Linked DNA regions of Mus musculus: region 1 is linked to region 2. The links are chromatin loops, found by intact Hi-C in ENCODE. Cell type or tissue: heart. All regions are shown on one strand. Links, peaks and the distances in the headings refer to the core of each region. The heading gives the core; the rest is flanking DNA.

Region 1 (5,848 bases), core at 1,045-5,044, 130 kb before region 2:
GACCACGATTGACCGGGAGGTGCTTACTTAGGCACACATCTTGCCGTCTACTTAAACCTTAACCTCATGTCAAGAGAGCAGATCTGTGGGCCACTGGGTCTTTAGAAAAATTCATTCCTCTTTTCAAGATGGCTACGCTGAACAAATCTCCTTTCTCTGCTTATTAATTATTATTATTATACCATAGAGGATGGAACTTAGCTCAACAGAGCTGCGGGGGGGGGGGGGACGGGGGACGGGGGACCGGGGACGGGGGACGGGGGACGGGGGGGGGGGGGGACACGGACCCGGTCTTTGATCCTAAAATCTGTGCTACAGCCGAGCCTGTATTTTTAACTTTCTGGGCACCAGAACTATGAGAACTAAGTCCTTTCAAAGCCACCCAGTTCGTGACACTTTGTTAGGAAAGCAGACAAAAACTGAGACATGACATCTGAACAAACGCTGGAGGGAGAAAAGGCAGCTAATGTGAGTGCCTGAAGACATTTCAGATTGAACAAGGGGTGTATGAGAGGGCACAGAGAGACTGCTTCTCATTCATTATATAATATAAATATGTAAAAAATATATTTTATATTTATACAATATATAAGTAAAAATTTATATTTAACTATTATATAAATATATATTATACCTTGTATAATATATTATATATTGCATAATATATAATATATGTATGTATTATATATAAATAATATATTATATAAAATGTATTTATATTATATATAAATATAATAAAAATCAATGTACTATACATTCTATATAAATAATTTTATATATTTATATGTTTATATATATAATACAATCTTGAGGCTGGAGAGATGGCACAGTAGTTAAGACTGCTTGCTCCATAATCATGAAGATCAGAGTTTGGGCCCTAGCACCCATGTATAAAGCTGGATGTCCCTATAAACAAGCATAACCTCAGCTCTGAGGCGGGCAGACATAAGGGACTGTGGAGGCTTGCTGGCCTCCAGCCTAGCCGTGAAAATGAGAGCCCCAGTTCCAGGGAGAGACCCTGTTTCTAAAGGAAAAAGTGGAGAAAGACACCCAGTACTCTCTTTGGGCCCCCACAAGGGCATAGATACCCACACCCATGTGTGTATGTGTGTGTGTGTGTGTGTATGTATGTGTGTGTGTATACACATAAATAATTTGATCTTTTTGATGCCTTTTTTTTTTTTTTTTTGGTGTTTTTGAGACAGGGTTTCTCTGTGTAGTCCTGGCTGTCCTGGAACTCACTTTGTAGACCAGGCTGGCCTCGAACTCAGAAATCCGCCTGCCTCTGCCTCCCGAGTGTTGGGATTAAAGGCGTGCACCACCATGCCCGGCTTTTTTTTTTTTTTTTTAATTAAGAATGGCTGGCCTTGAACTCACAGAGACCTGCCTAGCTCTGTCTCCAGAGTATACACCACCACGCCTGGTCTTCATGCACTATCTTATCAAATCGTCATTATGACTGTGCCTGGTGGACATTATCAGTGCTCTCTCAAAGATGAAGAAATAAGGCAAAATGTGTATGTATGCCTTGTAAAAACTTCAAATAATTTTCTAAACAAGAAAAAGAAAGAAGGCAAAAGGAACTGGAAGTCCTTCAGAGAATAAAATATAGGTTGTTTTACAATTTTCCTGAGTTTAAAAACTGTTCACAAAACCACAATTAATTGAAAAAACTAACAAGAAACTGGGACCATAGGTCACACCCTTCTGAAACTTGCCTTTTTTAAAATTTCTCTAAGTGGTACATCTTGGTTGGTATAGTTTACCCTTCTTACTCAGGAACTCAGGGCTAGACAGGACTGGTGGTGGGGATTTTTTTTTTATTGCAAGTTCAAGATCTGTGTGGTCAATTTAGTGAGACTGTGACAAAACCCAAAAGCAGCTCAGCGGTAGGGTGCTTGCCTAGCGTGTGTGAGGCCCTGGCCAAAAAAGAAGGAAAAGAAAAGAAAAGAAAAGAAAAGAAAAGAAAAGAAAAGAAAAGAAAGGAAAGGAAAGGAAAGGAAAGGAAAGGAAAGGAAAAGAAAAGAAAAGAAAAGAAAAGAAAAGAAAAGAAAAGAAAAGAAAAGAGGTCCAAGCTGGACTTTTATGAGTTGACTTCACACTGGCCACTTTACCTGTTGGGGCTCGAGTTTTCTCCTTTTGTAAGAGGAGGATAGAGGACAAAAGATTCTGCAGTGTCATGCCAATAAGCTGGGAACATCACTCCCTCCCCGCCCTGTGAATATGTGGAAGGTTCGCAAGGTCCAGCTTTACTTTACTTGGATCGAGGCATCAGTGTTAGCAACTCAGGACACACTCTGTATCACCAGAAAACTTCAGCAAGCCGAGACGCCCGGGAGCTGGCTGAGAGTAGGGAGGGGCGGGGCTACAGGGGGAGATGGGCGGGGCGCCTGCGGGGCGGGGCGGAGCGCAAGGTTGGTAGGTTGGGCGTGGCGTGACGTACGAGGCGCCCGAGATAGGCTCCGCCCCGTCGCTCCAAGCCCCGCCCCTCCGCCCTGAGCGGCTCGGGTCTTTTGCAGCGCGCGCGCGCAGCGATGGCGGAGGCGGTGGAGCGCACAGACGAGCTGGTCCGGGAGTACCTGCTCTTCCGTGGCTTCACGCACACACTGCGGCAGCTGGATGCGGAGATCAAGGCGGACAAAGAGAAGGGGTTCCGGGTGAGGGGTCGGCAGGGGCGGCGGAGGCGGCTCGGGGGGCGGGCCTCCTGCTCCAACCCTGCCCTCCGGGGCGAGGGCGGCGCTGTCACTGCATGGTAGGGGACTGAAGGCGTCTCCGGTCTGGCCCTCGCTTGACATAGGAGGAACTGAGGGCCGGAGATGGTCGTGACATGCCCGAAGTTGCTCAGTGAGTGAGTCAGGAGCATCGGGACTCAGGTCCCTGGTTCCCGGTACAGGGCTTCACTCCATGCCAGCCTCTCAGCAGGTGCTAGCCAATGGCTGGCCGGCGTGGTTACAACACTTTAAGAGCCATGGTTGAGCGCAAGTCTGAATTTTGATGGAAGAAGCGGGAGCAAAGGGGGCTGCGCCCAGAAGACTGGGTTCAGGTCTGGGAGGTAGATTGTAAGAATGGCATCAGGGAATCATTGGAAGATTCCCTTCTGCTTTGAAGCACAAAGTTCTCTGATACTAGTTTCCACTGAGAGGCGCTTGGGATTTCTTTGCTTATGATTTGTATGTTTGCACGTACAGAGTTAAATTGGTCTTGGGCAGATGGATTGAGGGAGGTGGTGAGCTAGTTGTTGGCGCATCAGAAGGAAGTTAGGATATTGGTTTCTACCTTTCGAGTTTATTGGTTGCTTGGTGGCAAAGCAAAGCATTTCCCTACTCCAGACAGCAGTGGTATTCAAAACACTGTCATGGTGTGATTGTCTTTGACTGAAGGCAGCAGCCACTGAGGCTCAGGTGGGACTCTGATGACCCGCAGGGAGCCAGTAATCACTGTGTCTCTTGGAATTCAGAAACTGTGGAGCTGGGACGAGGACCCTGGCAATTGTCTCTGGCTCATTGGCTCTTACTTATTTTTACAGTGTGAGGCAATCAAGACTGCTGTTGAAGTGACATTGCCAAGTTGGTCAAGGAGACTCAACACCTGGAGCCAAAGCTCTTGCTTTCTGGAATTTCCGAGCTTGCCAGAGCACCAAGTCCTGTATCTAGCATGAGAAAATAACTTGAAAGCTAGTATGCTAACATATCTTGGGGATTTTATAGATTGCCAACTGGACTATATGTTTTTACATCTGGGAGCCATAGGAAGAAGATGAAACTATACGATGTATAGTGAGGTGAGAATTTCCTTCTGTCTGTCTCCCCTCAGGTGGACAAGATTGTGGACCAGCTGCAACAGTTGATGCAGGTTTACGACTTGGCTGCCCTTCGGGATTATTGGAGCTACCTGGAACGCAGGCTCTTCAGCCGCTTGGAGGATATCTATCGACCTACCATCAACAAACTGAAAACCAGCCTGTTCCGCTTTTATCTTGTCTACACAATCCAGGTACTTCTTGCTTTTGACTGTTTCCCCATCCCCAGTGTCTTATGATCTGTAGAGATCATCTGATTGGTTTTCCCCAGTTCTATGTCCTTTTGGTTTTAAGCATGTAAACTTGTGTGGCATTTTAAGGACTATAAACGTTATATATATTTTATATATAAACTATATACAAAGCTGGAGCTGGCAGTGGTGGTGCACTTCTCCCTTCTTTCCCAGCACTCAGGAGGCAGGGGTAGGTGAATCTCTGAGTTTGAGGCCAGTCTCTGCTGCAGAGTGAATTCTAGGATAGCCAGGGCTGCACAGAGAAACCCTGTCTCTAAAAGCAAAACAAAATGTAGCTGATTTGGGGCACTAATTTAGATTATTTGAGCATCACCTAGGGATTGTTTTCAGTATGGCACTTGTCAAGAGAACCTCAGTTGACTTTTGATTTTGAAATTGGTTGAGTCTCATGTGTCCTGGGCTGGCCTCTAACTTGATATGTGTTGAGGATGACCTTGAACTTCTGATCTTCCTGCTTCAGTATTTCAAGTGCTAGGTAGACAGGTGTGCCGCGTGCCTGGTTTTAGCTGGTGCTGGGGATTGAACCTAGGACTCTGTGCATTCCAGATGAATGATCTACAACTGAGCTATCCCCCAGCCCCAGAACTGCAGTATAAATCAGCTTTGAAATGAGAAAAGGCCGGGCAGGGGTGGCACATGCCTTTAATCCCAGCACTTGGGAGGCAGAGACAGGCAGATTTCTGAGTTCGAGGCCAGCCTGGTCTACAGAGTGAGTTCCAGGACAGTCAGGGCCACACAGAGAAATCCTGTCTTGAAAAAAAAAAACCAAAAAACAAACAAAAAAAACCAAAAAACAAAAAAAAAAGAAAGAAAGGAAGGAAGGAGAAAAAGGTGATGATTTTCTTTATATATAGATACTGTTTTACTGGCCTGACAGGAGGTATGCGAAGGCTGCTGCTCTGCAACAGTGAAGAACCTGACTACCTGACTCGGGGGCTTGTCTTTCTCCTCCCTTGCAACTTTCTTTGTATCTTGGCAGACAAACCGAAATGACAAGGCACAGGAGTTCTTTGCAAAGCAGGCCACGGAGCTCCAGAACCAGGCTGAGTGGAAGGATTGGTTTGTCCTGCCCTTCTTGCCGTCCCCAGACACCAACCCCACCTTTGCTACCTACTTTTCTCGACAATGGGCCGACACATTCATTATTTCTCTGCACAACTTCCTGAGCGTCCTCTTTCAGTGCATGCATATCCTTTCTGCTGCGTGTGGCAGTGTCCGTAGTCTGAGGGACCCAGGCACGGAGGTCAGGGGTCACTGCTCATGGGACACCCGTTTCTTTCACAAAATACCCAAAGATCCCTCTCAGGTGTCATGTGAGCGGCTTGACAAATTGCGGGTTATTTTTGTCACGAGTCCAGGGAGTCATAGTTCTTAGTTCTGCATCTGACAGTAATAGCTGATATGCGTGGACAGGGAAGTTGGCAGCTTCTGGGTGCTGGTACCGGCTCAGCCAGGCAGCTCAAGGGTTAGGAGCAGCCGGGCATGGTGCATGTTTCTGGGTGTGGAGGGGTGCTGTTGCTTGCTTTTGCTCGGGTTTGGCGGCAGATGAAAACAGTTTGGGGGCTGGCGCTTGTGTTTGGATTACCTTCTGGGACGGTGACATCAGTGTGGCTCCACTTGCCAGAGTATAGAGTAGCTTTAGGAATATATTTTCAGGTGTTTGAGAGAGAGTGGGAGGGAGAGAAAACATCACTGTAATTCACTGCCTACAACTATGTTGTTGAAGGCCCAGGATCTGATGTGAGAATATGGCTGCCTGGTGAGGGACTGATAAATTTGGGTGTGGTGGAGGCCC
Region 2 (5,848 bases), core at 714-4,713:
TTAAAAGCTATTTATGCAAACTAAATCACCAAATATATATATTTCATATGCTTTTAGGTCTTTAAAAACAGTCCTGTATTTTGAATAAAATAAAAATGTAACTCCTTATGTTAAAGAGTCCTTCACAGAGGAACTACTACTTTCATTCATTATTTTCTAATATTAACCTGGTTTACTTAAAACTGTCCTGAAAAGTTGAAATTCCAAAGCAGTTATATTTCTTTCTCCCTACCACCAGAATAATCCCTATTTTACTAAATCTGCACTTCTTCACTCTTCTTATCCTACTTTATCCACAAAAAGTTTCATGATAAACAGGGAGGAGGACACACATAGATGAGTGCAAACCTGCCAGTAGTGTGCACGGATGAATATCATCACTTACAAATTTCATGAAGGAATCCTCATCCTGAAACAAATGAATTTTAAAATTTAAGAACCAATAATAACAAAATCCAGAGTTTTATTTAATATCTACCTTACTACTTGTGATTGTCTTTAATCTTTAGTAAATGGAAGATTCCATGATTATTTGGGCTACTGGCCCCAAGGGAACCCTAACATTTGCATTTTTATTCCTCCTTTTCCACAGGTGTGGTGGTTTGAATATGCTTGGGAGTGGCACTTTTAGGTGTGGCCTTGTTGGAGGAAGTGTGTCACTTGGGTTTTAAGACCCTTTTCCTAGCTGCCTGGAAGTCAATCTTCTTTGGTTTGCCTACGGAACAAGATGTAGAACTCTCAGCATCTCCTGCATTGTGCCATGCCAGCCTAGATGCTGTCATGTTCCTGCCTTGATGATAATGGACTGAACCTCTGAACCTGTAAGCCAGCCCCAATTAAATGTTGTCCTTATAAGAGTTGCCTTGGTCATGGTGTGTCTTCCCAGCAGTAAAACCCTAAGACAATAGGGTATGGCCATGATAATAACTACAGAGAAGGGAGAAAGTTTAAAGGTTCTTGGAATACTTGGGGAAACAACTGGTGAATAAGATCACAGAAAGTTGTGGACTTAGAGAACTATATATCATTTTTGGAGAGATTTTAGAACTTTAAACATATGGTAATTTATACTTAAAAAAAATCTCCTTTAAAACAGAACAGGATGTAAGTACAGACACAATATCAAACACTATCTCCCTCCTCCTCCTCCTCCTCCTCCTCTTCCTCCTCCTCTTCCTCTTCCCCCTCCTCCTCCTCCTTTTTCTACTACCCACATCCTTTCCTTCTGGTATTGGAGTCACATTACTGTACTGTGGTGAAACCCAAGAACCTTGGCTGGAACACCAGGGATTTGAGTATGGTGCATAATATGTTGCAATAGATTTCGCACATAAGGAAGGAAGTAGATATGACTGTAAAAATAAAATCCTAATCATTATATACACACATTTAAATAGAATCCAGAATAATCTCACCCAAGATTTTCTCAAGAAAAATCCTTTCTTTCCCATTTTAAAAAATGTTTTTAATTAAAATAGAATTAGATCATTTTGCCCTTCCCATTCCTCCTGTCAATTCCTATTCCCCCTCCCCACTCTCAAGTTGATAGCCTCGTCAAGAAAAATCAACTCTTTTTCTTTCTTTCTAGACAGGGCACATTACACAATACATTTTTCAGTTATTTTCTAACTTCTATGACAAAAACAGACATCATCTGTTTTGTTTTTACATCAAATTAATTCTATAATGTTTTAATTGGAAATATGTGCTTGATACTACATTTTACCTCAAATTACGCAAAGTAAAAAAGAAAGACATACCAAGTCATCGTCATCACTGATGCTTCTATCTGAGTAGTCTTCCTCCTCTGAATCTTCTGACATCTCTTCTAGTGTCTTCCTCGGAATGTCTTTAATTATGTGAGTAGGCTGTAAAATGTCTAAGGAGATTTTTAACAGCTTTTCTTTTAAGCAAAGGTGTGCAGGTTCTGTATTAAATGAATACTACAAAACCTGTCCAATTGTATTTAATTAAGAGTGACAGATCTCTGAAAACTAAACTAGTAAGGATACAGGAAATTAATTTCAAATTCAAAGATTTTACAAAACTATCCGTTACTACAAAGCAAGCTTCCTAAACAGATATCCAATACCAGATGTTCAGTCCTACAAAGAATATACACATAAGCAATATTCAATAGGCTTCTGCAAGTTGCATTTATATATTTATTTAAACACACAATGATAATAAATAGCAAAAGAGGATATGTATCTGAGAGGGTTGGAAGGGGGATAAATGATGTAATTATATTTTAATTAAATAAAAAATTTAAGATGATGAGTGGATATGGAATGGGGGTGTGAATTTTAGAAGAGATGAAGGGGGATATATTTATAACCTGTCAGTATGTTTTATGAACAAAAATAAAACTTAAAAAATCTGTTGAAACAAGAGAGACAAATCACGTAAATAATTTAGTTGAAAAACTTCCACAGTATATAGCCAGGCCATTTACATTTTATATTCATAACTAAACACTACACTGCAATAGTAAATGGGGATTGTCTTCACGCATTAAAAAGTACACAAGAAAAGTTATAATTATTCAGACAATAAAATGTAGCAATAGTGTAAAAACTTTCCCCTTTCTCTTGAACTTTCAGTTGACCCGAGCTTCAGTGTGTATAACTTAAGTTTCTCTTTAACCGTGATCATTACTGTATATTTAACTTTTAAAGCCAATGACACCATTTGTATTGGAATAGCTACCAGAAGGTCCGGCTGGAGATGACCACTGTTGCTTCTAGGCAAGCCTGAAATTGGCATTTTACTAAAATGACATTTTCCTCCTGCTACACATGCCAGTGATTGTGCCTTTGGGGATAATACAGTTTTAGGTATACGTTTCCTCTTTTCTTATTTGCAATGAAATCATCCTTGCCAAGCTTTTACACTTTGGAGGACACCAAAAGAATTTACCAATTTCACAACTACTGGTGTTTGGTTCTCTCTAAAAGCGAGCCTTTTGACCACCGCCGACAAACACCTTCTCAGCCCCCGGTTGACGTCTACAGACGAGCGCGTTCGGGGGCGCGGACGGCGCGGAAGGCCTCGCGAAGCTTCATCATAAACGCCAACTGCAGTCGAGAGAGCGGTTTCTAGGTGACATCTCGGGGCGGAGACCGAAGCTTCAGCCCCGGATGACGGCTCGAAATTACGACAACCCGCCGGGACGCCCGGCGGCAGCTCCTTACGTGCGCGGACGAGGCGTGCAGGCGCTAGGCGCCGGAAGCCCGCGGACGCCGGTCCGCGCCCGAAGCGGCGAGCGGGGGGCGTGCGGCCGCGCCAGGCCTTCTCTCGGGGCGGGACCCGCGCGGAGCCTCCTCACTCACGCGGGCCCCGCGCCGTCCCGCGCCGAGGGCCGCATTTCCCCCGCTCCCCGCTGCCTAAGCGGCGCGTCCGCCGCCCGCCTCGTTCCCTGGGCCTCTTCAAGTCCGCCGGTCGTCCCACCCCTGCCGGGAGAATACTTTAGGATGTCCCCCAGGCACCGGGCGACGACAGGGTCAGAGCAAATGCCATCGAAATTCAGCGGTCGCTGAGAGAGCAGGCCGCTTGTTGCCAGGGCAACGGCTGTACTCTCGCGAGACTTTGGGGAGCTTTAGTGATTTCTTCCTAGGGACAGCTGTGAAGGTGGTGAGGTTTTTGGCGGGAGACATTGATGCTAGGGGATGATGGGAACTCCTGGCTTGGCTTATGGTATGGACCGGTTTGAGCATTGCAGGAGGGAGAGTTTAGCACTGGGGAAGATGCGACTGCAGTTTGTTCTGAGTGACTATAACTTGTTTGCTAGGTGCCTGCGCTGAGAAGGCAGTAGAACATACAGTTTAAGGCTTGTGTCTAGAGCCCCCCTTGACTTTTAACAACCTGATGACCACGGGCAAGTTAATTTTCTGAACTGAACCTTATTAATAAAAATGAACTAATTTATTTGAAGTTAAAAGGTTGAGTTCTATTTTGCACAATTATAATTCATTCTTATTCTGGAAGTGAGACTTAAAATACTTGATTTGGAGGAGTCATGGTTATATGTATAAGGGTAAATTCTCAAAAATTTCATCAGCTTAGAAATTCTTTGTTAGCCAACACTTTCACAAAGCAAATCTCCCACCTTGCCTTATTTAAGTCAATAAGACCCCCACAGCAGTCTTAGGATCTGTGTTTGTGTGTGTATATTTAACCCTGATTTGTTGGTCACTTTTCACTTTGGTGGATAATACAGTTGGAACAGTTTTCCAAGTAAAGTTAATAAAAGAAAAACCCATATAGACAAAAAGAATGAGGAGGTGTTCAGTGCCCTCATGGTTCGCATTAAGCGCTTCAGTTTCAGCATGGAAATGGGTTAGCATCTCTAGATTTGTTAACTTTCTGGGAATGTGTTTGTGTCAGACCTTGAGACTTTCTGTTTCTTTGGGCATTGGCCTGAGGAAATGAAGTGTGCCATTGATCACACTTGTTTGAAAACTAGTCTTCATAGTTAGTTGTGCTTGGTTTTATGCCATGTGTATATCACTAACGGAGACAATGCTCAGAGACTCTCTGGTTTGAGGGTATCCTCAAAGCTCCAGTACCGAAATTTACTTGCTCCTGTGGATATGTAAGAACAGAAACATAACCCTACTTCTGTTTATATGTGGGGCCGTTCAGGGGTAAGTAAGATGAATGAGACCATCGGCGTGGAGTTCTCATAATTAAAACTTAGTGGCTCTATAGGACAACAGAGGGCACCCACTCCCAGTTTCTGCTAAGGGGTACCATTTGGTCACTTGGGACTCTCTGCCTGCAAGTCCGTCACCAAATGTGTTCCCTTGGCTTGTACCACTAGAATCACAGTCAAGCTAGACTTTTCTTAAAACATCCCCCGCTGGTGGTATTGTGCTGTTGGACAGTAAATAGGGTAAGCCAGTTTGTTTTATATGGAATCTATTGTTTTTTGTTGTTGTTGTTGTTGTTGTTGTTTTGTTTCTCTTTACTCATGGATAAAGGCTATAGGCTGTCAGGTTCACAAGATGGAGCTCCAAGAAACATCCCAGCCAGATAGGGAAGAGGCAAAGATAGGACTTAAATCATGTATGTATGTATGTATGTATGTATGTATGTATATTCAGCCCAACTATGCACATTAACATATGTCAACAAATATTTATAGAGAATGCTATTAGTGCATAAGAGAATTACTTAGAAATTCTCAAAGCTTTGAAAAGTCACATTCATTCATTACTCACCTGACCTTTACGGGTTAGTTTTACATCAGAGACTATTGACCGTGAAAGGCCATTGCAGAGTTTTTTAATGGGGATTACATCCTAATGGGAGAAGACAATAATAGAACCAGGCAGATGAAAGTTGCTATGGAGGGAAAGAAAGCTTAGCAGTGCTGGGGTCGAGTAGCTTGGCAGCGTAGTTCTTTAATGTGAGGTGGCTAGGGAAGCCCTCTGCCCAGGTAGCATTTGAACAAGAGACTAAACCTCGTGGTTGACTAGAGAAGACCTCGCTGGTGCAAGTGCTGAGGCCAGGAGAGACATGCTGGCTGTGGTTAGTGTCACTTTAAAGACACATCATATGGAATCCCCTCTCCTCCAGCTAAAGTTAAAATCGCCTTAGAAGCATTTGCTTTAAAACATTTTAAAGTTTTAGAACATTGTTTGTATTGCATTTATAGGGGCATGCATGCTACAGTTCATGTGGAGCTCAGAAGACAACCAGTAGTACTAAGCCCACTCTTCCTTTACCTGGACTCTGGGAATTGAACTCGGGTTGTTCTGCCTGCATATATGTCTTCAGACCAGAAGAGGGCACTAGATCTCATTACAGATGATTATGAGCCACCACGTGATGGTTGGGAATTGAA

The links. Peaks named below come from ENCODE experiments on the same cell type or tissue, not always from the same donor. Only the 100,000 strongest peaks of a DNase experiment are listed, where the experiment ranks them.
Region 1: it touches region 2 in a loop (2.7-fold over the local background); 4 of 42 quality-filtered maps call a loop at or near these places.

What each region holds. Positions count from the first base shown.
Region 1 is chr6:34,907,506-34,913,353 of GRCm38, reverse strand. Wdr91 (WD repeat domain 91) reads left to right here and starts at 2,523. Exons shown (of 15, transcript NM_001013366.1): 1 at 2,523-2,657; 2 at 3,814-3,993; 3 at 5,033-5,240. The coding sequence starts at 2,535. In heart, for the core only: a CTCF peak has its summit at 2,743; a DNase peak (open chromatin) is centred at 2,683; H3K4me3 peaks cover 1,775 bases; H3K27ac peaks cover 1,604 bases.
Region 2 is chr6:34,778,131-34,783,978 of GRCm38, reverse strand. It overlaps Agbl3 (ATP/GTP binding protein-like 3), which reads right to left and starts at 3,547. Exons shown (of 20, transcript NM_001289656.1): 1 at 2,920-3,547; 2 at 1,761-1,879; 3 at 349-409. The coding sequence starts at 1,823. In heart, for the core only: a CTCF peak has its summit at 3,163; DNase peaks (open chromatin) are centred at 3,168 and 3,538; H3K4me3 peaks cover 1,524 bases; H3K27ac peaks cover 1,448 bases.